Regions from separate parts of the Homo sapiens genome. Here regions 1, 2 and 4 are each linked to region 3. A link is a contact called in ENCODE Hi-C or POLR2A ChIA-PET data. All regions are on one chromosome and are shown on one strand. Each heading gives the region's core, a stretch centred on a gene start or an enhancer-like site at or near the end of the contact. The rest is flanking DNA. Distances are from core to core; before and after follow the strand shown.

Region 1 (6,998 bases), core at 3,846-6,345, 5.3 Mb before region 3:
TGTGGGATGTGGAGGTGGGGGTGTCTTTCTGACTTCTGACAGCCACAAGTCACAACTGGCCTCCCCTAGGTTCAGTCATGTGAACACTCTTTCAAAGAAGGCTCTCCTGGTTGGACCACACAGTACCTAGGTGTCTAAAGTCCAGGCCTCCCAGATGCTGAGTGGAGTGGCTTAAATTATAGCAAAATGGAGTTCCTAGCTTTGAGCCCTCTGTGTCTCCAAAGGCTGCAGGGTACCAGGCCCCAGCCCCATTCCCACCACCTTTTCCTAAGATGGAGACTTCACAGGATGTATTCCTTTAGTTGTGCAACTGGTTAAGATTTTAACAGTTGTCCACTGTAAAACTTTGTGCCTGTTTCATCTAGTAACCCAAGACCAAAAATTCAACCTAAGGGACATAGAAACTGAAGAATGTAAATGGTCCATGTAGATTCCCGGGCCAAACATTCTCCCATACGCAAAATGGGGATGAAGACCTGGGTCAGCGCCCATCTGTGGTCTGACCTCAATGCCCCCGGCCACAGCAGCTGGCAAAACCAGCCCCAGACCTGTGAGGGGGGCGGGGGGGGTGTGCTCCAGCTCCAGACCTGGCTGTCCTCCAATGTGGCAGGACAATTCCCTTCGTGGGGGCTTTGTCTATTACTGATGCTAAATTCTTACACAGCAGCGCCTTTTCTCATTTCTTTTTTTGTTCTATTTTCAACAAAACGTTTTGGGTGAGTAACCAGCTGTCTTAGTTTCCGATTGGCAGGTTAATCACTTCCTATTGGCTGATCTGGAGAACTTTTCTCCCCCTTGGAAATGGCACATTCCTGTCTTTGTGGCTTCTCTGTTTACACACATTTTGCTACCTAATGTCAACACTTGCTAATGAATAAATATATCACTCCACTCACCGAAAATGAGGCCCTGGCCTGGCAGAATGACTGCTTAAATCCTGAGAACAGATTTATCCCAGTGTCTCTGCAGGAAACCCAAGGGAACATGGCCTTTCTTTTCTATGGTTTTTGGAGGTTTCTGGGAACATTTACCCCTGCTGGTCTTTATCCCTGGGGCTAAGGTCACTGTTCTCTCTCTTTTAAGGAAAACCTCCAAATTTGAAGAATATGGAAGGACAAAAAAAACAGGTCAGAGGTGGCCCCTTGGAAAATGAACTTCATAAAAGAATTCTTGATTCTTTAAGCCAAAACCCAGTCAAGTTACAGTCTTTAGGAAAACAGAGCTTGGTAATTCCAGTTAACGTTTGTTACAAATACAGAGAGCTGGGTATCTCCTTATTAATAACCATTTATCTGGTGTTTTGTAAATCGAAAGCAAAATATCACATGCTTTGCGGGCCACTTATTAGACCGGCACCAGGCAAGCAGGAACGCCTTCCCAACTTGAGGGAGCTGGTAGAGTCCCAGGAGGACTGGCTGCAGAGTATGGGCTTCGGTTACACGTTCATTAAAGTATTTAATTTATGACAACGCCCCAGCAAAACTTTTAATTAGTGGGGGGAAAGGCCCAACAGCCAAAACGCAGGAGGCGGAAGGACTTGCAGAATTCCAGGAGCTAAATGGTGCCCAACCCTTCACTTTTCCTTCTCCCAGAACCTTGGCAAAATAAAAATGTCCCAAGTATTAATGTTTTTTTCAGGCACCAGTATACAGGCACAAAAACCAAGGTTACATACAACCTGTACTTTTAGCAAACAGATCTATCTCCTACTGTAAGAGGGAGCTCCAGGAATTTGGGTTTGTCCTTGTTGTCACCCCCAAGTTCATTTTGCTGACCCTGTCCCCAGCACTGTGATGTCCAGAGGATGGACCCCTGTGCTGCTGCCGGCCAGAAGTTGAATGCAGACAACCACAACAGGGCTGGTGCCAGTCTCAAATGGGCTTCTGCCATGGCTTCATGCCAGCCAGTGACAAAGCAGCAGACAGGCAGAGCTATGCTTCAAACTTTGATAGTCCCTATGGCGAATACTGAGAAAACCCCGGGAGAGGACTGACTTGCAGGTGACTGGAGCAGGAGGAACCTACCCCCCCCCCCCTTTTACTGGCTGTTGCCTATACTTCTGAAAAGTTCTAGTGTCTACTCCAGACCAAAGTCTTCTTTGCACCTTTTTAAACCGTCTTCCCATCTATCGAATCACCCTTTCCATTATTCCCACTGATGCTCCTGGCACTCACTAAGTCTCCGAGTTATCCCCATCAACCAGTCCTATTTGGTTCCCAAGACACTTCTCTCTGGACTAAAGCTTCCACGTGTTAAAGCTGAGCCCACCGGCTACACAGCACAAATACATGAAAAAGGAACAAAATGTAAAGCATATCAAGGGAACGTCTTTGCAAAAACAGCAAAAAACCCAGCCACAACAGAAAAATTCACCAAACTTCCAACAGAGGAAACCTAGAACCAACGTGAAGCCCAGCACCTCCCCAAGCCTTTGCCTACACACAAAAAGCCACGTTCTAGAGGCTCTATTTCTAACTTAAGATAAGCAGGATATTTTAAAAATCATCTACTCACCAGTTGGTTTGAGAAAATCCATCGGGTATCTGGAGTAAGGAGGGGGGGGAGACTCTGAAATTAAAAAAGCAAGAGAAAATAAAGGCCCAGCCATGAGAAGAGAGATAGAAACTTATGATAACAGAGGCATTCTTTTAGCCCAACTGTTTGTCTTAGCTGTGGGGGTTGGAGGCAGGGCCGCGAGGCGGTGATTGCCTTGATATTTAGCTGTCAGATAAACAAAAGAGGCCGCCTGGCGCCAGCCTCGGCGCTCCGCTCCTCCACGTCTGCGGCCGCAGCCGCCGCGCTCGGCTGGCCCGGCTGGAAACCACCGGCTCGGCCGGAGCCGCGCACTTCACAGTTCACAGGGCGGGGGGCGACCATGCCCCCTCCCCGTCCTCGGACTCCAGACCCAGCTCCCAGCAACCTCGGCTCCCCGCCCCGGCCCGCCCCCCAGGCGTGCAATTCACCTCTGCCCCCGCCGGTCCGCTCGGCACTCGCGCGGGGGACACGGGGCTGCCCATTCCTAGCGCACTCGGGAGATGCATCCCAAGCGTGCTGGGGAACGTGGGGGATCTGCGGGCGCCCGGGGTGAACCCTCACATCACACTCTGTGTACAGAGACGTAGAGTAAAGGAAGGAATGGAGAAAGCTGAGAGGATAAAAGGAAAGGAGTTTCAGGGTCTCAGCCGAGAAGCCCAGGCCCCAGCGCAGTAAGAGGCGACAACGTCACTGAGGCGCCGGGGCCCCACTAATCTACAGACTTATCTGTGCGGAAGGAAGGAAAAAGTAGGGGACACCCAACTTCTCCTGCCTGTTTGTTCCTCTGCACCCTGGGGCTGGCAGAGTTGAAAGGAGACAGATACCCAGTTCGGCCTTCCATCCAACTCTCTTTGCCCCAAAACTCCAAAGGTGCGCGGCCACGACAGTATCTGGGCCACTGGTGTTCGACGTGATTCTCCGTATTTACTAAAGGAGTAAATACGGAGACCTTCCAGCCTTTATAGCACGCCTCTCCCAGCCTTCCTTGGCGGGCCTGGACCAAATCCAACTCGGCCACACACCTCAACGTCTTTCCGGGTGCGGGGAGGCGTGACCCCCCCACCTCCCTCTGCACCCCCTTGTTGATCCGGAAATGAAGGCGTCTAATTTTTAACCGCAGACTGCAGGAGCAGTGCCCGTAGACCCCTTCGGGGCAACACAGGAGAAAACCTGGAAGGGAACCCCCAGGGAATGCCCTTTGAGTTTCCCCTTGTCCCTTCTCTACTTTCAGCCCCCAGTCTCTTCCCAGGAGGGTATGCACACTCTCCCAGGAGGGTATGCACACTCTCCCAGGAGGGTATGCACACTCCCCCTGGAGGGATGGCTGCACAAACGCACTGCCCTAGGGGCTTTTCTTCCAGCACTGGCGCTCCGGAAAATGTTGGGGGTAGGGGGACAACTTCTCACCTAGTTCGCAGAGTCGGCTAAGGTGATGGGGGTTGCAGCACACCAGCTCGGGGTTGATCTTCCCGTAAGATTCACAGCAACACAGCCTCTTGACTTCCGAGGAATGCCTGAGATCCGGCCACCTGAACACTTTGCACAGCAGGAGGGGGAGCGAGTAGGACGAGGGCGGCTGCGCAGGCTGCGCGCCGGCGGGCGCCCCCGGGCCCAGCCTGCAGTCCAGGCGGCCGGGCAGCAGGAGGCACGCGGTGCGCGTCCCGCCGCGGGACTCCACGGCCTGGAGCAGCAGCTCCAGCTGCCGCTCCTTCAGTTTCTTGAGCACCGAGTGCGTGAGCGCCTTCAGATCCGCCTCGGCGCCCCCGGCCGCGCCGGCGCCCGCGGCTGGCGGGTGGGGATGGTGGTGACCTTTGGCACCTCGCACCGCCTTGCCCAGGCAGCATCCAGCCCTGCCCGGGCCGCCGCCACCGGCCCCATGCGCTCGGCTGTCCGTCGCCCCTTCTCCCCGCAGCTCGCCTCCTCCTCCACCTCCCCCTGCGCCCTCCTCCTCGTCCTCGCCGCCGGGCGCACGGCTCCTCCAGAGACGCCGGACGAGCGCAGATCGTTTGGTCCTGAACATGCGGGGCGAGGAGGCGAGGAGAAAAGTCGTTTGCCTGCTAAGGAGCGAACATGACCTCCGCACACCATGAAGAAGTCGGGCGCCGAGTTGGGGCAGCAGGCGCAGGCGACAGCAGCAGCAGCAGGGGCCCGGGCAGGAGCGGCGGCGGCCCGAGGGGCGCTCCGTGGCATGCGCCAGTCTCCCGGAGGCCGGGGCGCGCGCGGGGGCCCGGGGGCGCCCGCCGGGGATCGGGGGCCTGCGCTCCGGCTGCCCCACCCCGCGCGGCCCGCGCCCTGCGCGGCTCTCCGGCCCCGGCGCGCCCCGGAGGAACCCGGCCGCCGCTTCCCTGGGGACGGCCGAGCCTGCCCCCGTCGGCGCCTCCCCAAAAAGAGGCCCCCCCGCAGTGGCTCCCGAATGTCGGGCTCGCCAGCCTCGGCTTCCTACATGGAAGGTCCGCGGGGGCAAAAAACGAAAGGCGTTCGGCTGGGCTGTTGGAAGAAGGAAAAAGCCTCTTTCCCCCTTGCTAAGCAACTTAATTTGGGGGTGGGGAGAAGCAGGCAATTAAAAAAAAAAAAGCAAGCGATTTATTTTTTTCCTCTATATCCTTAGTAACCGGATCTCCTCGAATTCCGCGCACACGAAGACTCAGGGGAGGGGGCCGAGTGGACTTCACCCCGCATGAGACGTCTGGCAAAATAAGAAGGCTCTCGCAAAACCTAACAACCAAATATGCAAAGCCCCAAATGAAAACCACCACCTCCTCGAACCTCAGAGGTCTGGGGGCGTCCGGCTGGAACTGGGGTTTAAAAAAAGAAAATGTTTACAAAGTATAACAAGATGTTTGATGGGTGGAAAAATGTATCCACGAGTTACATCCCCCCGTTTCCTTGCAAAGCCCCGCTGGTCTTCCTCTCCTTTTCTTCTGCCAAAAAAAAAAAAAAAAATCGTGTATTTTTTTAATCCACAGAAAGCTTTGGCTAGACCGCTTCAATCCTGCGCATCTGGGTGGTTTAGGGGAGTCTCTGGTCTTTCCCCCTGCGCTCCTGGGGGCCCAGGTCCTCGGCGGGGACTTCCTCGAGGCTGGCGCGGGCGCAGGGGCAGAAGATGCTGCGGCGGCGGCTGAGCCCGGCGGGGCTGACAGCGCGGGGGAGGGTGGCGCGGCGGCGGCGGAGGGCCCCAGACGGGTCGCGCGTTCTCGCCCCCCCCGGGCACAAGCTGCTTGCTAGTGCAGGGGCCGCCGATGTCCCTTCCCCTGGCCGCGGCTGGCCGCCGAGGCTCCCCGCATGGGCTGCTCGCCTCGACCCAGCTGCGGCGGCAGGAGGCCCCGGTGTCCTCTCGGCGCCTCCTCCTCCGAGACTCTCCTCGTCGCGCCCGGGAGCCTCCTTGTCCCCGGTCCGCCCTCTCCTGGCGCTCCGGTCCTTCTGCCGCCGCCAGGGGCTCGCCGCGCCGCACTCAGGGGCTCAGGGGCCGGGCGCTCGGCGGCTCGGCGCCGACGGACTGGCTCTGTCTCGGGCAGCTCTCTCCCGCGCGGCGAGCGGACCGAGCACGGCGCCCGGCTGGCTCGGCTGGCGCGGCTCGGGGACAGGATCTTCCGTGCGCCGAGCAGCAAGCGAGTGTGCCCGGGGCTCACCGCCTCCCGCAAGGCCTCCCGCCCCCGCCCCCTTCCCTCCCCCTTCCTCCCCCTTCCCTCCCCCGCCCCCAGCCGCCGCAGCCGCGCCGCCTCCTCCCCGCCCCCCCGCACCCCCCCTCCGGCCCTCTGCTCGGCTGGTTCCACTGCGCAGTGGCGCGCCCGGCTCCGGCCTCGTCACGTGGCCGTCTAGACACCCTGTCGCTTTAAAAAAAAAAAAAAAGCGATTGTGTTTCGCAAACAACAGATCGGGTTTCTAAAAGCTATTTCTCCCCCCAACCCCCCGCCACCGCCACCCCCTCCCGGGTCTGTAGAGGGGGTACCGATGGAGGGGAGAGAGATAGGTGGGGGGCAGAGAAGCTCCCAGAATGGATTGAGCCCCGGCCGGAGCCATGGAGAAATTGGAAAAGCAGGGAGCACCGAGCGGGCTTCGCCGCGAGTTTTGGAGCTGAGCGAGCGGGTCGGTGGCCCGATTTCGACCCGGCTGGGTTTCGCGGTGGCCATCTCGCGCGCGCTCGCCCTAGCGCTTCATTCATTGGTTTTGTTTTAAAGGCCCTGGCGGTGGATCCCTTGGCCGCGCCCGAGGGCAAGGGGAGGAGAGCGCTGTCTCGGTTTAAAAGACATTTATACCGGACTGGACCGAGGCCCTGGGAAGTGTGCGCTGAGGGGAACAGCCGCCGAGGGCGGGGAGGCGGCGTGAATATGACCTCAGCGGCGGCCGCGCGCTCCCTCCCGCCCTCTCAGCTCCGGGCTCCGGTTTCTAGGACTGCCTGGAGAAGTGTGTCTTGTGCACAGCTCTGGAATGCATTTGGCCGGCTGACGAGCTGTGAGGGGCAG
Region 2 (7,509 bases), core at 2,114-4,613, 5.7 Mb after region 3:
GGCAGACTCCTGACCTCAAGTGATCTGCCTGCCTCGGCTTCCCAAAGCGCTGGGATTACAGGCGTGAGAGATATAATCCATCAAATACTCTGGCTAATTTCCTGTTAACAAACATGCTATACAGGAAAACAACAACAACAAACACTTTTATTAGAACAAACACAATCGATCTACAGCCTGTATATTTTATCCCAGGCTGACTCTACATATGCCTCATTTATATCTCATGTCCTCTTGTTTAACTGTCAAATCCTATTTTCTGCAAGAAATATATGAATGACTATTCTATTACTAATCATGCTTATTTTGTTTTGTCATTGTGGTTCATATATATATATAGATACGTATACATTTTTCTTTTTTTAAACACTGACATCGAAATGATCAGATGTGCACTGTCATTTTTGAACTTGTTTCACGAGAAAGGATTATCTAATAGTTTTTTAAAATGTCATTTTCACCAGTCCTACTTAAAAAAAAATAGTAGGGAATTCTAACGCTTCATGATACATTTTTATTAATTATTTCGTTTGGTCAAATATCTCCATGTTTATATTTGTTGCAAGCCCAACATTAAATGATACCTCCCTTTTCCAGAGGATATACAGTTAAAAGAAGCTATTCACTCTGCTTCTAGCTTTTTTTTTTTTTTTTGAGACAGGGTTCTCCCTTTGTCGCTCAAGCTAGAGTGGAGTGGCTCGATCATAGCTCACTGCAACCTCCTCCTCCTTGGCTCAAGCAATCCTCCCACCTCAGCCTCCTGAGTAGCTGACACTACAGCTTATACTTGTATTATCTGCAGAGACAGGGTTTCACCATGTTACCCAGGTTGGTCATCAACTCCTGGACTCAAGCGATCCCCCAGCCTCCACCTCCCACAGTGCTGAGATTACAGGCGTGAGCCACTATGCCTGGCCAATTCTCTTTAGAGAATGTTAGATCTGCCAAAGAGTTTATGGACCATCTCAAATCCTAAATCTTTAAAAGTCCTCTATAAACCAGCTGAATCTGACCCATGTCCAAAACCCACCTCGCCCGACTTCTTTCCGCTCTTTTCCTCCTTGCAAGCTGAATTTGCAATTCCCTAAAAAACAGAGTTGCCTAAGGTTTGTAGCCAGTGTGAGTCACATGACCAATTCTTTTCTAATGAAAATGTTAGAGGATGGGATTAACATACCTTTTATAGGTAAACAATGTTGTGATTCACTTTTTTTTTTTTTTTTTGGTGGTTGTTGAGTATATTCTCTGCATTTCAGGGTGCGTATTTGAACGACAGAAATTTAATAATTTATGCAACCAAAAAGTTAACGGTGTTCCTTATGTATTAGGTAAGTCAAAATGAGCCTGGAGTGGTTTTGAATTACCACTTGGGGATAATAGATTTCAAGGCAGCATCTCCAGTGTGCTTCCTGCGTCTTGTGATGATTCCTAAATTCTGTCCACTTTTACTCGTTTGTATATACCCCATTCAAAAACAGCCAACATCAGCCTCGAAACTATGTTGTTTAAACTCAAGAGCAGTTTTGTTCCATGCTTATATTGTTGTCCATACCTTCAGCAGGACCAAGCCATAAATAAATACTTGCTGGTTTGTGTTGACTGAATGATTTAAGATAAATAAACAACCTCAAATGCCTACTGAGGCCAGATAATGTAAATGGGAAAAGCAAACAGCGGGGAGTGTGGTGAACAGGAGCACCCTAGGTTCCTCTAAAGGGTGTGGCTTCGACCACACTTCAAACCTAGTTTGCACTTTTGGAAAATGGATCCCACGTTGTCAGAGATTCTGGTTTTCCAAGAGATGCTGGAATCTGGGTTTTTCATGCAATCCCTCAATGTTTAAAATGTTGGTAATCAATTCAAATTTTTACAATACATTTTGAAGGCCAATACTGTAAACCAAACTAAGCACTTCTAGGGAGCCCATGCAACGAATTTGCAATCTTTTCATTAAACAGCACAGCTAATATGAAAACACGCTTTTTTTTTCTTTTTCTTTTTTGAGACAGAGTCTTATTCCGTCACCCAGGCTGGAATGCAGTGGCGCGATCTCGGCTCACTGCAACCTCCGCCTCCCAGGTTCAAGCGATTCTCGTGCCTCAGCCGCCCAAGCAACTGGGACGACAGGCGTGCACCACCAAGGCCGGCTAATCTTTTGTATTTCAGTAGAGACGGGGTTTCACCATATTGGCAAGGCTGGTCTCGAACTCCTGGCCTCAAACGAACCACCCGCCTCGGCCTCCCAAAGAGCTGGGATTACAGGCGTGAGCCACCGCGTTCGGCGAAAACACACATTTTCTAAGAAACTGATTGCTGGGAAGGCTACAGTGGGTAAGAGCTCTTGCTCTCTGTGGGCCTGCCTGGTTCGGAATCAGGGCAGTGCTCTCTGCCTAAGTGAACTTGGGCAATTTTCTACAAACCTCAGTTTCTGCACCCGTAAAGTAGCAACGGTTGTTCTGAGGACGGAATGAGAAAATGCATGTCAAAGTCCTTAGCATGAAGCGGCTCTCAGTAACCGTTAACCACTCCTAATTACTCCTCTTCATAATAGTAGAATTACTCATGGCCTCGCCAAACATTATGCAAATAATTTCACGTTCCCAGGTAGCTCAGCCCTCCCACAAAAGATTTGAACGTTTTCCATATGATAACGATCCACTCGTTTTTGCTAAACATCCACAATGGGCGATATCGACCTATCTGGAAGGACACACACAAATCCCTTCCCAACTCAAACACGATGTTCTTTCTGGCTGGCACCAGGGCTTCTGTTTGCAGTGACTTCCTGGGACCCGGAGCTTTCTCACAGGGCCTCTGGCATCTCCTCTGCGGTGATTAAGGTTCTTCTCATTTCCCTTCCCTGTTACTGCCCATACTCTTCAAGTTCGAAAAGTTTCCTTTTCCAATCTCTTTTCTGGGCTTGTTTACCCAAGTCTCTAATTGCCAAGGCCTCTGGTCTCTCCCCACCCACAACGTTCCTCCTGGTTAAACCCTTCCCCTCCCGCCACTCCCAGCTCCCGCCACTCCCAGCTCCCGCCACCACTGCCGCTGACGACGTCCAGCGTTTGCAGATGGTCAAAGCCGACCCCCTTCTCCTCCCACCTCGTTTTGTAAGGAAGTAATTTCGGGGCCGAGCGCTCTGCGCCCCCCGCCGCGGGTCGGCGCCGCCGCGGGTCGGGAGCGTGTCCGGGCAGGTCGCGCTCAGCGGGGTACTTCCCCGCCCGCGTCCCGCGTCCGCTCCCATAACGCCGTCTGCGGGGCGGGGACAGGGGCGGGGACAGGGGCGGGCCGGGCGTCTAGTTTCCCTACGTCACCAGGGAAGTTCTCACTGGACAAAAGCGTGGTCTCTGGCGCGGGGATCTCAGAGTTTCCCGGGCACTCACCGTGTGTAGTTGGCATCTCCGCGCGTCCGGACACCCGATCCCAGCATCCCTGCCTGCAGGACTGTTCGTGTTCAGCTCGCGTCCTGCAGCTGTCCGAGGTGCTCCAGTTGGAGGCTGAGGTTCCCGGGCTCTGTAGCTGAGTGGGCGGCGGCACCGGCGGAGATGCCTGGGAAGAAGGCGCGCAAGAACGCTCAACCGAGCCCCGCGCGGGCTCCAGCAGGTACCGACCCGCTGGGGCCAGCGAAGACCCAGGCCGGGCGGGGTCGGGGCCGGGGTCGAGGTCTCGGCTGGGGCGGGCTCAGCTCGCCGGGGCTCAAGCACAGACTGCACGGGGGTCAAGGTCGGGCCAGGTCTGTGCCCTGGCGCGAGCCTTAGGGGCGCCTCCAGAAAGTTCTTCGGGGTTTTTCCCCAGGACCGGCGGGTACGGCGGGTACGGCGAGGGACCAAGCCGGATTTGCGATTGGGATGCAGCTGCGTTTCACCAGGGGCAAAAAGCTCCTTTCCTCCTCTCTTTCCTCCTCGCCACTTGCCCTTCCCCGGGGCCACGAGGAACAAGTGCAAGTGTAGGCGGCTGTCTCTAGGAGAAAGTCATTGTCGCGGCAGAAGGGGCAGGAGAGAGCCCCGGGGACCGCCTGGACTCCCAGCGCTTCCAGAGACGGCCCCACAAGGGCCCCTGTGTTCAGGAGCCTAGAAAATCTTGTAACATTTAAATAATCGATATTGTGGGAGGTGGGGATAGGAGAATAGGAGTTAGTCCGCTCCTTTTTTTCATTCATTCATTCGCACTCCCCACCCCGATACATACAGCTCCATCGTAAGTTTTCAGGCCAGCGCCCCGGCCCCATGCTTTTTCTAAATCTAAACAGAGAACCCAGTCACTGCCCAGAGCCCGAAGTCTGTGTGGGCCATACTGCTGTTGCATCAGACGATTATACGCCCCCCCCACCTTTTAAGTTACTTTCATTTTATAGAGCTCCTGGGGCGTGCGAAGGAAGTGGTGCATTGCAAATGTGACCATGCCTAAGTTGGTAACAGGCTGCTGTCTCTGGCGCTTGTGTGGGATGGAAAAAGCTTTGTCTACCTTTTGTGATGTCTTAGGATTCTGACCTTGTTTCTTTCTGAAGGATCTTACTTATGCATAGCACTTTCTGGTCCGACTTAATTCCCAAGAACAGGAAGCAGCACAAAGTCCCTCTTAAACTTGATTTGATTGATACTAATACATTTATAGGTGTGTAATGCAATTTTTAAAAAATTAAGGAAATGACCGGGAAGTATTTTCTGCCTTGTTTTCTACATTTTTGGTGAAAGGGATAACTTTTCCACTTAGAATTCAGGGCTTCCAGTGTCGGACGCTGAATGGTATTTGGTTTTTCTTTTAGAACTGTATATTAATATATCTCAATCTCTGTAGACAACATGTCTATGTAAATACTTCCCAACATATTTGATCTTGTAGCCCATAAAGAATAACACCTTAAGGGATTTATTAGGTCTCTTGGTGTAGGAGTTAGGAAAGATTTCACTCACTTCTTGTAGAGAGAAATTGGTTGAAATATAGGTTTAAGATTTTGCTTTACTATATATTGACAGCTTTGATTTATTTTGAGCCTAAATACGGTATTTTCAGGGTCGATTTATAAAATAGACCAGATTTTAATTTGTAATCATGATTTTTTAATGTTTGTAATCATGAAGTGTACCCGAAAGACCTCAAGCTGCTCTTTGAAATATTCAAGAAAATTGAAATTATAGTCAGTATAGATACGATATTATAGTCAGTATAGTGTTAACTGCACTTACTGAAAAAAAGTGTACTTGGAAATTATAAGCATCATTTTTCTTAATATTCAGTTAGAATAACTCAATTCCAAAAAGTAGTAAACATGTGAATTAAACATTGCTTATTTTCTGCTCCTCTCATTTCCATAAAGGCAATGGATTGGTACATAATGGGGTTATAGGAAGAAGTGGGTTTACATTAAAATAGAAATGTTTAAATTATTTTAGAGAATGTGGACTTAATTTTAGAATAAGATTTTATGAGTCTTTTATGAAAAAATATCAGCGTTTTTTAACGAGAAAAAGAATACCTCTAGATTTGCCTATATAATGAGAGTATAACCTAAGCTGTAAATTATTGCCATTTGAAAATCAAATCCTACTTGAAAGCCACACAGAACTTGACTTCTGTTTCCCAGCCAACCTTAAATGAAGAGAAAAAGATGACATCATCTAAGGCTGGTGACTTATGCTACTCTTTGTAGCATTGCTTTTAAAATAAACAAAGTGGTTTTACAATGTTCTCACATCCCAAAGAATGATAATGCTACTCTTTGTGGTATTTGACATATTTGAAAGTAAGGTAACACTTGCCTCATCCAGGATGCGTTTTTTAAAAACTCAAAGTAAATGTCTTTATTCTTACCTTAACGATTGCTTTCGGTGAGTCACAATGTGTGTAAGTGTGTGTGTGTGTCACATTTGGAAAACAGGTGCACATAAAGCCAAAGTTAAGAGAAATGCTTCCTGGGATACTCAATTTGTCACTAGTGTGGGCGTATTAGGTTTTGCTGGTTACAGTCTGTAATATCATCAATGTTCATGTCCATGTTTTGCTTTCCTTCTCAGAGCTGGAAGTCGAGTGTGCTACTCAACTCAGGAGATTTGGAGACAAACTGAACTTCCGGCAGAAACTTCTGAATCTGATATCCAAACTCTTCTGCTCAGGAACCTGACTGCATCAAAAACTTGCATGAGGGGACTCCTTCAAAAGAGTTTTCTCAGGAGGTGCACGTTTCATCAATTTGAAGAAAGACTGCATTGTAATTGAGAGGAATGTGAAGGTGCATTCATGGGTGCCCTTGGAAACGGAAGATGGAATACATCAAAGTGAATTTCTGTTCAAGTTTTCCCAGATTATCATTCTTTGGGATGAGAGAACATTATAAAACCACTTTGTTTATTTTAAAGCAAGAATGGAAGACCCTTGAAAATAAAGAAGTAATTATTGACACATTTCTTTTTTACTTAGAGAATCGTTCTAGTGTTTTTGCCGAAGATTACCGCTGGCCTACTGTGAAGGGAGATGACCTGTGATTAGACTGGGCGGCTGGGGAGAAACAGTTCAGTGCATTGTTGTTGTTGCTGTTTTTGGTGTTTTGCTTTTCAGTGCCAACTCAGCACATTGTATATGATTCGGTTTATACATATTACCTTGTTATAATGAAAAAACTCATTCTGAGAACACTGAAATGTTATACTCAGTGTTGATTTCTTCGGTCACTACACAACGTAAAATCATTTGTTTCTTTTGACTCAAATTGTATTGCTTCTGTTCAGATGATCTTTCATTCAATGTGTTCCTGTTGGGCGTTACTAGAAACTATGGAAAACTGGAAAATAACTTTGAAAAAATTGGATAAAGTATAGGAGGGTTACTTGGGGCCAGTAAATCAGTAGACTGAACATTCAATATAATAAAAGAACATGGGGATTTTGTATAACCAGGGATAATAAAAAGAAAAAAGAAGTTAATTTTTAATTGATGTTTTTGAAACTTAGTAGAACAAATATTCAGAAGTAACTTGATAAGATATGAATGTTTCTAAAGAAGTTTCTAAAGGTTCGGAAAATGCTCCTTGTCACATTAGTGTGCATCCTACAAAAAGTGATCTCTTAATGTAAATTAAGAATATTTTCATAATTGGAATATACTTTTCTTAAAAAAAAGGAACAGTTAGTTCTCATCTAGAATGAAAGTTCCATATATGCATTGGTGAATATATATGTATACACATACTTACATACTTATATGGGTATCTGTATAGATAATTTGTATTAGAGTATTATATAGCTTCTTAGTAGGGTCTCAAGTAAGTTTCATTTTTTTTATCTGGGCTATATACAGTCCTCAAATAAATAATGTCTTGATTTTATTTCAGCAGGAATAATTTTATTTATTTTGCCTATTTATAATTAAAGTATTTTTCTTTAGTTTGAAAATGTGTATTAAAGTTACATTTTTGAGTTACAAGAGTCTTATAACTACTTGAATTTTTAGTTAAAATGTCTTAATGTAGGTTGTAGTCACTTTAGATGGAAAATTACCTCACATCTGTTTTCT
Region 3 (6,810 bases), core at 2,478-4,977:
TGTAGACAGTTAATAAACAGCAGACAATGCTCCTTTTGGCCCTGAATGAAACAGGTTTGGCACAAATCTGTTCAATGTGTCCTTCCCATTTTACATAAACAAGTAAAAGGCAAATCATGCTGCAATGTCCCAGAAAAAGACTTTCATTTTAGAGAGCAATTACCACTATAGTGGCTTACGACTTGCCTTAAGATGAATTTGTTTAGAAAGTTTGTTTTAAATTGATCATATCGGGGCCGGGCGCGATGGCTCACACCTGTAATCCCAGCACTTTGGGAGGCCAAGGCGGGTGGATCACGAGGTCAGGAGATCGAGACCATCCTGGCTAACACGGTAAAACCCTGTCTCTACTAAAAGATACAAAAAATTAGCTGGGCGTGGTGGTGGGCACCTGTAGTCCCAGCTACTCGGGAGGCTGAGGCAGGAGAATGGCGTGAACCCAGGAGGCAGGGCTTGTAGTGAGCCAAGATCACACCACTGCACTCCAGCCTGGGCAACAGAGCAAGACTCCGTCTCAAAAAAAAAAAAAAATTATTAAGTTTGTATTTAAAAATTTAATGGCCAGGCCTGGTGGCTCACACCTGTAATCCCAGCACTGGCCGAGGCAGGTGGATCACAAGGTCAGGAGTTCGACACCAGCCTGGCCAATATGGTGAAACCCCATCTCTACTAAAAATACAAAAATTAGCCGGGCATGGTGGCAGGCACCTGTAGTCCCAGCTACTTGGGAGGCTGAAGAATCACTTGAACCCGAGAGGCGGAGGATGCACTGAGCCGAGATCGCACCACTGCACTCCAGCCTGGGCGACAGAGCTAGACTCCATCTCAAAAAAAATAAAATAAATTTAACATCAGAAAATTTACACAACATCCAAGAAAATGTTAAGTGGCCACAAATCCAAATGAGCACTACAACAATCTGACTTCTTGAAATAACTTTTCCAACTACAAGGAAAACCAACAAACAAAAAGCTCTGCAATACCCAAAGTCAGTCTGAACAAAAACATCATCCCAAAACCAAACAAACCATATCCCAGGAGAACTGCCACAGAGTAAAATTCAAAGTTTAAGATGTTCTACTGAGAATAGCCTAGTCATCTATTCCTCAAGGAGTTCAATCACAGATACAGAATAATCTTGTCAAATATAATTGCCTACAAGACATCAGCACATAGTTCACAGAAGGTTATGCAGACAGCCTGCTTAGAAAGAAAACAGAATGCTCTGTTAATGAAAGAATACTAGAAAACGAACAATTGTGAACGGCACTAAATGAAACTAATGAACTTGAGAAAACTAATCTTTTTTTAACCACAATAACCTTTTTTTTTAATCAGAAGAAATTGTCCCATTGAATGACAGCTGCCACTGGCACAGTCCCAGGGCAAGGATGCCAACAAAGGTTTTCTCTCAGCACCAGCTACCAAATCCTGGCCCCACAGCCTGAGGGAGGACCTGTGAAAGTGCTCACAATAACTTTCTTACCATTAAATCAAATATTTAATGATGAGGAAATACAAACCAAGACTATCACACTTTTTCTTTTTTTTCTTTAAAGAGATGGGGTTTCACTCTATTGCCCAGGCACAATCATAGGTCATTGCAGCCTCGAACTCCTGGACTCAAGAGATTCTCTCGCCCCAGCCCCGTAACTGGGACCACAGGTGATTACTACCTTCTTATGTTTAAAAGAAGTTCTCCATTTTATCATATGAGGTTTCAAGATGAGGGTCCAGATCAAGTGGAAGACTAAGTTCTATGAAACATCACTTTTATTTTTTAGTTGAGGTGAAGTGAACTTACTACAACTACTCATCCATATATAGCAACCATCAGGAATGTGTTCGTATTTACATGCTGCACCAGCAGTGATCACATTCTTGTGTGTGCATATGTATGTATATATGTGTATGTACATTTCTTTAACCTTTTCAATCTAGTTAAAAGTATTTTTAGTTCATAAGCATGGTATGTGTACAGACACATTTTCCCAGAGCTACTTGAAGAGGACAGGAAATCCTTTATAACATTATTACAATAGCTAAATGACAATTGTCTCCAATACCCATATACATTCCCTGAAAAATGCTTCAGTCAGTCCACAAACACGTACCTCCAAACTACTGAATACAAGTTTATATTATCTTCTATCAATAGCATGGCTTATTACAAAATTTAGTAAATGTGTATTAAGTCCACGGATGTCAATTGCCATAGGCACTTTCTTGAGCTTACTGGGTCACACAAACTGAAGACATCAGCAGCATGACCACGGGATTGCAAGATTACACTAAGGTGAAAAACCTTGAATCATTTAAAACAGGATGTCTCAACCTCAGCACAGGTGACAATTTGGGCCAGATCATTCTTTGTTGTGGCAGCTTTCCTTTGTATTATCGAATATGTAGCAGCATCTCTGGCCTCTACCCACTAGATGCCAGTATCACACCCTCCCCAGGTGTGAGAACCGAAAATGTCTCCAGACATTGACAAATGTTCCCTGGGGAGCAAATTTTGGTCTAGGAGTCTAAAAACTTAGTACAGTGTGTCAGTTTCAAAAGAGTATATTCTGCAATACCAAGAAGTTCCAAAAAAACTTCAGGCATTCCAAATAGCTGCTTTATACAAAACTTTCTTGGATGAAGTAAATGAAACCTTGTTACTGTAGATAGCTCATTCTTCCACATGTGCATGCTTAACACTTGTGATGATGAATCTGGGACAGGCTGGGACAGGAGCCAACAGTGACTGGGTTTTATAGTTTCGATGAATTACACCTCCTTTTAACCCTTCAGTGGACTAACCATCCCTGCCAGGCTAACCCTTTCTTCGCAAACCATCTTCCCCGACGCCTTCCACATAAGATGCCCTCCTGCGGGCCCTCACCTTTTGACACTGCCTCCCACCGCACTGGGGTCAACTCTCACCCAAGGGTTCCGCCACCTTCCACCACCAAACCAGCCTGTCCCTGCCACATGCCCCCCGGGCCCCAGCGCTCATCCTCTGCCCAGGCCCGCTCTTGACCCCTGACCCCGGCCTGACCCCGCCACCCCCTCCCCGCCCCCAGGGAGGTACCTGAAGTAGTAGACATCGCTCTTGCCAGCACTTAGCCCAGATTTTCGGATCACTTCCTCCTTCTTCCATCCGGGGGGGAGGGCCGGGCAATCCATCCTCTTCCCGCTCTCCGTGGCCCGGGGTCCCCTGGGCCCCGGCCCCGCGCTCCCCGACGGGAAAGGGACCGGCTCCCGCCGGGGGGCGCCGCCGCCACCGCTGCCGCCGCCGCCGCAGCCGCCGCCGTCGCCGCCAAGGCCGCTGCCGCCACTCGGGGGACGGCCGCGGCCCCGGCCCCGGCCCCGTCCCCGTCCCCGGCCACGGCCCCGGCCCCGGCCACGGCCACAGACGCCGCCGCCCCGGCCCGCCTGCTTCCACCGCCCCCGGCCACGGCCGCCGCCCCGAGCGCCTTCCCTGCGCACGCCGCTCACCGGGGACGGGGCGAGCGCGCTGCCCTGGCCCCCCTGCTCTATGGCGGAGTCGCCGCCAGCGCCGCTGCCGCCCGCCGCACTCTCCCCCTCCTCCTGCTCCGGGCAGCAGCGGCCTCCCCCCGGGTGCGCGCGCATCCAGCCCCCTCCCCAGCCGGCGCTGCGCTTCTTCCGTAACCGAGCCCTTGGAATCCCGGAGACCCGCCCCGCCCGCAGCGCGGCGCGCGGGGGACGCGCGCAAGCATCATAGAGCGGGCGCGCACAGAGCGGCCCTCCTGCCCGGGGCGTGGCCCCGGCCACCGCCTCTTAGGTCCTCCAAGCGCTATGGGCGGCCATCTTGTCTCCGCCTTCTCGGGGCCACGCCCCCTCCCGCGCTTTTCCGGCCCCCACTGGGCGCGCGGAGCTGGGAAGGTTGGTCGGGCTAGCCACCAGCTGGGGGTGTCATAGTGACTGTGGTTAGTTTGTTTCAAACGGGGTAACCTCCACCATTATGTGATTTTACCTATGTTTGCTTCCCAATTAATGAATAACAAGCAAAATAGATCTTATATTACATACCAACTCGGCTATTCATTTAAGGGGGTGATAGCCCCTTTTCCCGCCCCTCTGCACAAAGCTTGCAGGGGAGCTTATAATGAAGGAATGAAGCAAAGTGTCCCATTCGCTGAATACCAGTTCCCTCCTGAGCCTGGCTTCAGAGCCATTGACAGATTCTCCTGGAACCTTGTAAGGATGTAGGAAAGGAAATGATAACTTGGAATATGCCCATGAGTCAGATGGGGCTTACCTCTAGATTCTCCTTAGAATGACCAGAATCCCTAAATCCATCTAGAAATTTCCAGATGTCTTTGTCTAATACAAAAATCAGTGGCCTTTTATTTGGTAAATATTCCATTATGTTGAAAGTCCAGCCTAACTTACTGTCACAAGCCTTTAGGAAACTGTGTGGTATTCTTTTCGGTCTGCCAACTTGAATTTTAGAAATGCATATTTTCTATAAGTTGTCGAACACTTATAGAAGTGTGCTATTGATATTCAAGATAATATATTATGAAATATTTGGAAGATTGAAAAATGTAAAGCACATGTTATCAGCCTGATGATAAGCTATCTTGGGTTTCTATACTCATATGCCCTAAAAACTGAGGACCAAGTTTAACGTATAGAAAAAGTTGATTAATATAAAGCAACAAAAATCTAAAATTAATTTGGTTTATCTTTGCAGTATATGCAAACATTAACTCATACACACAAACTTGTCTGTCTCTAAACCTGACCTTAGTCTTCTTTTAATGTCCTTTAGTTGAAAGACACTAATTTGTGGTTTCCTACAAGAAATTTAGAAATGTGAATGTAAAAAATCATCAAGAAATGAGTTCTGAGGAGATCAGTACTGGAGACATTCATTTAGAAGTCATCTGTGGGCCGGGCGCGGTGGCTCACGCCTGTAATCCCAACACTTTGGGAGGCAGAGGCGGGCAGATCACCTGAGGTCAGGAGTTCAAGACCAGCCTGGCTAACACGATGAAACTCCGTCTCTACTAAAAATGCAGAAAATTGGCTGGGCGTGGTGGCGGGCGCCCGTAGTCCCAGCTGCTCCGGAGGCTGAGGCAGGAGAATGGCGTGAACCCGGGAGGCGGAGCTTGCAGTGAACTGGATCACGCCACTGCACTCCAGCCTGGCAGACAGAGCGAGACTCTGTCTCAAAAAAAAAAAAAGAAGTCATTTGTGGCCGGGCGCGGTGGCTTACTTCTGTAATCCCAGCACTTTGGGAGGCCGAGGCCGGCGGATCACGAGGTCTAGAGATAGAGACCATTCTGGCCAACATGGTCAAACCCCATCTCTATTAAAATACAAAAATTAGCTGGGCGTGCTGGCGTGCGCCTGTAATCCCAGCTACTCGGGAGGCTGAGGCAAGAGAATCGCTTGAACACGGGAGGCGGAGATTGCAGTGAGTCGAGATCCCGCTACTGCACTCCAGCCTGGCAACCGAGCGAGACTCCGTCTCAAAAAAAAAAAGTCATTTGTGAAAGTGACAGTTGAAGGAGGCCCTGGAAGTAAGTAAGCTCTCCAAGGAAGGGCTTGCGTGGTTAATAATAAAAGGAAAGAGGATCAAGAACTGAATCTTGAGGAATGCCAATACTTAAGGTTCCACTGAAGGAATAAAGGAAAAAAATGATATTAAAGTTTGTATGACATAAGAGAGTACTCTGATTTTCACACATAATTGAAAGTAAAGGGTAAACATGAGCAAAAATCTCAGTAGAAACGGTAATTGAGACAGGTAGTTGAGACAACAGATGGGAACAGGTATGCTTTTGGAAAATTCTACCTTTTCATGCTGTGCTAATAAGGCTGTAGATCAAATGATATATTGGATATAAAAGCATGCTTAAAGAAATAAATCACAGGATTTTCGGGTCATTATTTTAACTTCTACTACCAGATTCCATTTGCTAAATCCCAGAAGATGTAGCTTAATGTTCCCTCTGTTAAGAAAAATCTCATTTAGACATGTCAAAAGCTTTTTGGTTACACTTGAACTTTTCTGCTGTGATACCATAGAGCAAAGTAAAAATATATATATATATATATATATATATAAAATAAAAATAAATGCTCTTATTTATTCTCCCACTAAAAGAAAAAAAAATACTCCAATTAAGGCAACAATAAATTCCAAAGGGGACTAGATTGAGATCTAAAAGGGTTAAGAATAGATGCTAAATACCTGAGAGACAGACCCCTTTGTTTCTCTTAAAATACTGGACAAATAATAAACCTTTTATAATTCTCGGAAACTGCATTTTCTATCACTCCTCCAGGAAGCATAGCAACGTTATTTTTCTCGGGTAGTAAAGTTGTGACCAAATTTTCAATTTGGTCTCTCTTACAATGGAGAAGGTTTGCTAGCTTATCTCTTGGAGAAAGTGAAAGACAAAAGCAAGATAGGATTATGTATGAAATCTGGTCCACTAAATGAACAACAGAGATGTAACCACCTGTGATCTCTGCCTCCCAGGTATAAAGGCAGGTGCTAAAACACCAACTGTCACCCCTAGAAGACTATTCTTTCTTTGATTTTTCCCTTTATTGTTTAGCAGGTAAAGCTGAATGAAGTTAAGCCATTAAAGAAAAAGTTGTGGCCGGGCGCGGTGGCTCACGCCTGTAATCCCAGCACTTTGGGAGGCCAAGGCAGGCAGATCACAAGGTCAGGAGATCGAGATCATCATGGCTAACACGGTGAAACCCTGTCTCTACTAAAAATATAAGAAATCAGCCAGGCGAGGTGGCGGGCGCCTGTAGTCCCAGCTTCTCGGGAGGCTGAGG
Region 4 (7,272 bases), core at 990-3,489, 6.3 Mb before region 3:
TTCTAATATTTACAATGTGAAAATGAAAAGGGGACAACAACCTCTGGCCATCTTGAAGTAGAATAGAAACAACCTTTGTTCCTACTAAAGTTCTGTTGAAATACCAAAACCATCCCCAATATTCCTACACAAGAGTTAAAACACATACCAAGCCTGATAAGACACAAACAACAGGAAATTACCCTGCACAGTTTCTTAAAAGACTATTATTTCATGAAACTTACAGACTGTGTAGAGACATGACCACTTATGACTAAGTAAACGTAGGTTACAACCTTGAAAACCCAAACTTTTGTTGAACACCTACAATGCTTGTGGCCGCACTTTAGAAGGTGTGGCTAAGTATAAAAACCAAGCTCTAAGAGCAATTTCTTACTAAAACCCCAAAATGAACGTTTCCAATCACATTACATTAATTAAACCTGGCCAGTGAACAGCCTTGAACTCAATTAAATCCAGCAGAGTTTAATATTTATAGTAAAAGTGGGCACACTCTTTAGAAATGCCGAAAGATGTGAACTATTTATATTTACTACGACAGCTAAGTTTACGGCAACGGCTAAGGAACTTTAAAAATAAAAGTATTACTTTTGAATTTAATATAAACGTTTGCTAAATGACCTTCTGGCAGAGGAAATTCTTTAAATATCTTGTATGGGTTTTCCGAAGGCAAATTTTTTAAATACCCTCAAACTATGGTACATTTATGAAGCCCATTTTAAATTACTTCTCCCATCTCTGCTTCATCTGCTTCACTAATTCATGTATTAAAACTGTTGAAACTCCATTTAACTATTTGACTAACTTCTCTGTAAGATGGAAACTTTTTAAAGGGTGTTAAAGTAGAATAGCAAATTTTCAGCATAATAAGAGCAAATTTATTACTAGGCTCAAGGAAAACATCCTATCAGCGATTCATTCATACGAAACTATCAGGTTCAATTCATATGAAGTCAGAAGAGAGAAAAAGAATTTTGGAAATTAAATCACATTTCAAAGACCATTTCTAAAAAGATGTAATTATTCCAAGTTATTTATTTATTAACAATTATTTTACACATGTCGTTTTAAAAGTTTCACAAACCCAAATTTAAGATAGTCCAAATTGCAACAAACAAGACATGACTTTGATGGAAAATGCTGCTTGCAAATTCGTTTTACCTGGAAATTTCTTTTTTAAAGGTATGGTTGACAACACACTGGTGGTATTTTGCTTTTAAAGGGTCAAGAGAAAGGAATAACAAAACCAACCCAGGCATTCTTTTTCTGTTTAGGATCAAAAGGACATTTTAAGGATAAGTAAAAGACAAAAGTACCTGACCCAAAGACAATATCCCCCTCCAAGAGAACAAAGTAAGTTGCAATTTTAAAAACCAAGTTTGAAATACGAGAAATCACTTCGAGGGCTTTCCAAAGGCGTGTGATAAAAACTAATAGGCTCCACCCGCAGAACAACTTTCACAAGTGAGTGAAGGATGATCACAGAGTTATCAGCTGTGTGCGTGTTTGTGAGTACACACAAGCCATGGAAAACCCGAGACTACCACTGTTAACAAAGGTTACGAGACCAAAAAAAAAAAGTGGAGGCAAAGTATTACGCGTCCCTAACAAGGCTTCCCCACAACTCCTGAAACAAGAGCTCTGGCCCTTCGGCTTTAAAAATCAGAACCACAAACTATGGAGTGTGAGAGCAGCGAGGGGAAGGGACGCAGGCAGCCCCCGCCCCCGTCAGCCTGGGCGGCAGCGCAGTGCAACCGAGCCCCGTCCCTTCCCGGCTCTCCGGCCCCGAACCCGCACGCCCGGGCCGGCGCACCCACAGCCCCCGAACTCACCACACCCCAGCCCCCACCCGCAGCGGCCATGTGACACGGCCCATCGCCCCGGCCGCGGACGCACGCAAACACTTCCCTAGCTGGAGGCCCGCGGGCGCCCAGGCTTTACCTGCAAGGTGGCGCCAGGTCCCGCCCCGTCAGATCCGGGGGGTCCGGGACCTTTTGTTCCTTCCTCTTCCGATGGGATGGAGGGGGCTGGGAGGGGAAGAGGGGAATGGGCGATTGGAGGCGGAACTGAAAACACTCCCGGCCGCCGTCTTCCCGCCCCGCCCCCAGGCCCGGGCCCGGCCGGCGGCCCGGGCGCGCGGGAGGGTAGGGGAAGAGAGGGGAGGGGAGGGGAGGAGAGGGAAGGGGAGGGGAGGGAGCCTGGCCGCCGCCCGCGGGGAAGGAGGGGGTGAGGACGCGCGCGCCCGCGCTGCCCCTCCTCCCCTCAGGCGCGCGCCCGCAGCCCTACCGGCCGCCCGCACGGCCGCGCCCTCCCCCGCCAGCCCACCTCCGCTTCCGCCCTCCGCCCTCGGCCGCCGGCCGCCGCGGCGCCACGCACCCACCTCCCGGCGGCTGGCGGGCTGCTGGCTGGCGAGCTGCTTCTCCGCCGCCGCGGCCGCGCGGGTAGACCCGCCTGCCACCCTGGGCCGCGGGCCCCGCCGATTCGCCGGCGCAGCCCCGGGGCTGGCACCCTGCCGCCCGCTGATTGGCGCCTCCAGCCGCCCGTTAGGGCGCGAGGCACGCCGGCCGAAAGCCGCGCGGGGCGGGTATGGAAGACGGAGGGAGCGGAGGAGGAAAGGAACGAGGCCGAGCACCGCGGGAAGGGCCGGGGGGCGAGCGGGGCGCGGGGAGTCGCCGGCCACCGCCTCCCCACCTCCCTTTGCCTACGGCCCGCCCCGCCTCCCGGCCGGACCGGCGGCGCCCGCAGCCAATCAGCACGAGGGAAGCTCGGGGTGTGAGCCGCGCATCGGGGGCCTCGAATCGGAAGGGAGACGTCGCTCGCTGATTGGTCCCGCCTCCCCAGTCTAGCGTGAGGCGAGGCGGGGCGCGGCCGGGCGGGGCGGGACGCCCGCGGTTTCGCTTGAGTTGGGCGCCGGCGCGCTCCCACCGGGGCTCACGGGCGGAGAGGGAGAGGCCCGCGCCTTGCCGCGCATTAAGACGATTCCCGGTGACCGCCCGATCCCTCGCCAGCGTCGTGGGTGGGGCCTGTAGGGGCCTGCCGCCTCGTCCACCGTCCGTCGTGAGGCCGGCAGCGGACACGTGCTCATCCCACGGGGAGGCCCCGCGCAGCGCGGAGGACGCGCCTGAGAGAGAAAAGGGGTTCGGGAGAAGCCCGAGGACCCGGCCCGTGACTGGGCGCGCCCTATGCAAATGAGCGGGCGGGGCCCTCGTGTTGCTGAACGAGGGCGGGTTCGCGATGTAAATAAGCCCAGAGGTGGGGTCTTTGGAGAGCACTTAGGGCCCGGGTAGGGGATGCCAGGTATAAGTGTTTAACCTAAATTTTGGTTCCGTCTTCAGTAAAAATGATATCAATAATCCATGTCCCGAAGGGTCTTTGTGAAGTCTAAAAGAAACATCTGTCACGATGTCCCTTAATGGCTGGGATATCTTCCCTTCCCCTTTTCTCCACTGTTGCGACGATTAGGCCCCAACTTGCACATCTGCCCTACAGGAGGCAGCAAGGCCCTAAACTTACGGCTGCCCAGAACATAACTGCACCCAGGGAAAACCTTGTTGCGGTTACCCTTAGGAACACCCAAGCCTCTGCTGACAAAATATTGAGCCCAACTAATCACATCAGGTGTTTACTATGCACCCACTGTGACACAGGCAGGGAGTACCGTAGAACTAAAGTTGAAAAGAAACTTAGGTTTCACACAGGTGCCAGAGACAAGACTAGAACACAGTTTTTTTTTGGCTGCCTGTCCAGTAATTCATTCTCATGTGTGGCTTAGTTTATAGATTTAATTGGGGACTTCAAATAAGCGGGAAAGAAGCACTAGCAATACAAATCGGTAATCAGGAAGTACCAAATGAGCACTCCAAACAGTAAGAGTTTTTGAAGTATACGCTTTCTTCTGAGAAATGAACGTGTCCCAGAGGAGGGTGCCTTCAGATGGACCTTAAGAGAGATGTGGCCATCCCCTGAGTCATACAAGTTTTCCAGATGTCCTTTCAAAATCTCTGTCCTTTCCACCGTCTCTGTCCTCACACATAGAGGAACTTTTCTCACGGGAAGGTTGCGATGAAGAGCATAAACCCAGGAGTCAGGCACGTTGTAGCTTTGAGTACGACTCTGTTCCAGATCTGTAATCTTTGGCAAATGGAACTCACCTGCAACGATACCTACTTAAATATAGTTGTGTGATGATTAAATAATAAATATGAAAGTAAATAACATAGGGCTTTGAAGTTCAAGGAAAGTCAGTGATCATTAACTTCTCTTCTGTTGCGTGCGAACATTTATGCTGAGACGAACCTACTCAGCAGAAATTCTTCCTCCAAAAATTCCCTTCCAGGGTGGTTTCTTCCATTGTTAGTTTAGAGGCAGCTCTACTAACCCCTTAATAAAAATAAAAAAGTTTGTGAAGGACACCCAGGAAGCCATTTGGTGGAGCTGTCCCACCTCCTCTGCCTTGTTTCCTCTTTCCAGAGCCACTAGGGAGGACGGTCCAGGGCAAAGGCTGTTCAACTTACAAGTAGGAAGGCTGTTTCTTGTTTTTGGTCTGTCTTCCTGCTAATACAAGTCAACAGTTGTAATATGAAGTAGCATATTAAAAGCTACCCTGGTCACACAAGTATTTTCTCCTGTGTGAACAGGGTGTGGATTTGGGTGTCCACCTGAGTAGTAGAAATAGGAACCAAAGCAGGCCTGGCTGGGATTCCAGAATGTGCTCCTAGTATGGAAGTTAGGTACTTTGAGGTTACATTAATTAAGTGGGTAGTACGCCTGAGGTCTAAGTTAGACCATTTCTCCAAAGTCTCAGACTTTGGGTCCATAACTCTTCCATTTAGGAAGCCTTCCAGGATCTACAATTGAGGAAGAGGGAGAAGGGACAATCTGGCTACCAATGCAGTCCCCAAGGGGCTTAGAAATGGGAGCATGCCTACTGTCCCCTCTGCTAGAAATGCATCTAAACCAAAGTGGGTCAAGACAGAAACTGAAGGCACATAGAGCAGGGATTGCTATGGCAACAAACAGCTTGGAAATCCACTAGGGTACCTCAAGATCTATCAGTAGGTCCCTATTGTATAAATTAGATTGAATGAGTCTTATTTTTATATGGATAGAGACCAAGTTTAACCCTTCATTAAACATGACACTGCAAAATCAATTACATCCAAATCAATTCAGAATCCAATTCAAAAGTAGTTAAGTGCACTGGAAAGACACGAAAGAAAAATGATAATGGTGGTTGCTTCTGGAAAGAGCCTGAGGGTCATAAGTGGAAAATTTAAATTTCATCATTATTTCTTCTGTAGTTTGATTTTTTTGAAAAAGCTCACTGCCTTGGTTCAGACTTCATTGTCTTTCATTGGAAGTACTGCTTTAGCTCCTCAGCTGGTCTTCTTGCCTCCACTCTTGCTGCCTTCCAATTCATCCTCCTTCCTGCTGCCAGAATTTTTTTTAATAGCATATTTTCTAAATGTAAATCTGATATCACTACCTTGATTGATAGTTTCCTTCTTCCAGTTTTTTTTTCCCCAGGGTAAAATCAAGACTGTTTAGCATAACCTAAAAGATCCTTAATGATCCATCCCAGGCCAGTCTCTGTAGTGTCACATCTCAACACTCCCCACCTTGCTCCCTTTTCCCCAGCCAGAATGAACTCCTGACAGTTTCCCTAATCACCATGTTCTCTCGTTCCCCAGTGCCTATGCTGTGCTCTTTGTTCTGCTAGAAAGCACTTGCCCTATGGTGCCTGACCAACCTCTGCTCATCCTTGGAAGCTCTGTATAGAGCTTCAGTACCCTCATTTATTCATTGAACTCTCTATCCATACATACAAAGACACACACACACACACACCACACACACACAGTCATGATCTTTCAAAAAACAACTCATATTCTCCCCTTCTGGTAAATCTTTAAAGCCCTTTCTGGCTTCCCCAGCCCAAAGCTATACCATTCACATATGAATTTTCTCTCTTATACTTACGATGATATACATACCATTCATTTAGTCTTGAGCAGTTTTTTTTTCCAGCTTCTCCTGTGTATATATATTGTCTCCCCATCTAGATTGTAAGTTCCTGAAGGACAAGGACAACTTATTTTCACTTGTCTTCCCCTACCCTTACCAAAATACTAAGTAATTGAAGAAAGATGAAATACAGCATTTGTATAAAAGAAAAACATGTCACAGATCTGCAAACATTCTACACAGCTTTGCGCCCATTCTTCCGGTTTATAGTGGCCCTCCATACAACTGTTGGGTCTCTTTTCAACATCATTTGCTCATCCTAGTGGGATTAAATTGCAGTGAGCATTACTACATCTTAAGGAAAGATCCAGTTATTTGCAACTGAGAGGACCCTGATTAAATGAGATAAGTAAAAATTTTAAAGAACAAATGCATGGGCTTACTTTTATTGTAAATAATAAGGAAGAAATCCAACACCAGCTAGATATTTATATTGATACAATGAAATTTCAGGTTCCAAATGAATTTATGTTGCAGATTTGAACATATGCGCCCCCCCCAACACACAATCCTTATTCATGTTAGTTTTTGCTAAAAAGAAATAGTATTTCACATCTGATAGGAAATGCAGGAGACAGGAATAAGGCATATATGAGAAAAAAACTTCAAATGTAACAAGTGTTCATCAGGTGTCTGTCATGCACCTACCACAGAAGCATTGGTTGATCATAGTGGAAAATTCTCACTCTTTGGCCAAAGTCACTCAAAAAAAATAAGACAGGATTTTTTATAATTAAAGAGAGAAAGAGATTAAAAGAGAAGTTGGCTCGGATAAAGACAAAAATATATGGCAAAACAAATTATATTTCTCATCATTCTCCAGGCATCTTACTATTATATTTCTTATCTCTACACTTAAATGGATAAATAATGATTAGATGAATAGATCATTGGATAACTCAGTGACTGTTCAAATATTATTTGGAAAATTACAATACAATTCCAATGCAATGAGCTCTCCCATAAAGGCATTTAAATATCTGAGATGTACATATTTTGAGAAAAGAATAACAAAGGCCAGTGTCTAAACCCTGAAAGAACAATATACAAATTGTTTGAAGTTCTGTTGTGAGGGGAGATTATTTGGTAGTCACATGCCAACAATTGGGCCTTATGCTTTCATTATAATTGTCTGTGGGTGACAATATTGACTGAGCCAGGCTGCTGCTAGGCAGGATAAGTGTATGAAGGTTTAATACTCTTGGAAAATTTCAAGCTTATTAGCATAATTGCTGTGATGAAGACTGA

What was found. Hi-C counts contacts between places; a loop is a spot of excess contacts on that map. ChIA-PET counts read pairs that join two places held with the same protein, here RNA polymerase II (POLR2A). Pooled maps may share reads with other maps.
Region 1: a pooled map shows a loop between it and region 3 (4-fold over the local background). The contact joins the promoter of SMAD7 here to the promoter of MBD2 in region 3. A Hi-C loop is called at or near these places in 2 of 50 pooled maps. POLR2A ChIA-PET finds 5 or more read pairs at or near these places in 2 of 52 experiments (CD8-positive, alpha-beta memory T cell and MCF 10A).
Region 2: a pooled map shows a loop between it and region 3 (10-fold over the local background). The contact joins the promoter of PMAIP1 here to the promoter of MBD2 in region 3. A Hi-C loop is called at or near these places in 8 of 50 pooled maps.
Region 4: a map of CD8-positive, alpha-beta T cell shows a loop between it and region 3 (12-fold over the local background). The contact joins the promoter of SMAD2 here to the promoter of MBD2 in region 3. A Hi-C loop is called at or near these places in 2 of 168 maps with a recorded cell type or tissue (CD8-positive, alpha-beta T cell and naive thymus-derived CD4-positive, alpha-beta T cell) and 5 of 50 pooled maps.

Annotation. Positions count from the first base shown.
Region 1 is chr18:48,945,870-48,952,867 of GRCh38, forward strand. SMAD7 (SMAD family member 7) reads right to left here and starts at 5,096. Exons shown (of 4, transcript NM_005904.4): 1 at 3,943-5,096; 2 at 2,515-2,568. The coding sequence starts at 4,555. RefSeq lists an enhancer at 2,426-2,927 and silencers at 2,794-2,993, 4,034-4,353, 5,570-6,269, 6,840-6,998.
Region 2 is chr18:59,896,633-59,904,141 of GRCh38, forward strand. PMAIP1 (phorbol-12-myristate-13-acetate-induced protein 1) reads left to right here and starts at 3,364. Exons shown (of 2, transcript NM_021127.3): 1 at 3,364-3,603; 2 at 6,015-7,509. The coding sequence starts at 3,546. The coding sequence ends at 6,121. RefSeq lists an enhancer at 2,453-3,204 and silencers at 2,961-3,370, 3,521-3,730.
Region 3 is chr18:54,220,942-54,227,751 of GRCh38, forward strand. It overlaps MBD2 (methyl-CpG binding domain protein 2), which reads right to left and starts at 3,728. Exons shown (of 7, transcript NM_003927.5): 1 at 3,077-3,728. The coding sequence starts at 3,618. SNORA37 (small nucleolar RNA, H/ACA box 37) reads right to left here and starts at 1,471; the gene lies at 1,343-1,471. RefSeq lists a silencer at 3,429-3,818 and enhancers at 4,569-5,111, 5,112-5,652.
Region 4 is chr18:47,928,420-47,935,691 of GRCh38, forward strand. It overlaps SMAD2 (SMAD family member 2), which reads right to left and starts at 2,240. Exons shown (of 11, transcript NM_005901.6): 1 at 1,942-2,240. It overlaps LOC124904297 (a long non-coding RNA gene), which reads right to left. Exons shown (of 2, transcript XR_007066360.1): 2 at 3,769-6,073. RefSeq lists silencers at 1,669-2,198, 2,229-3,158.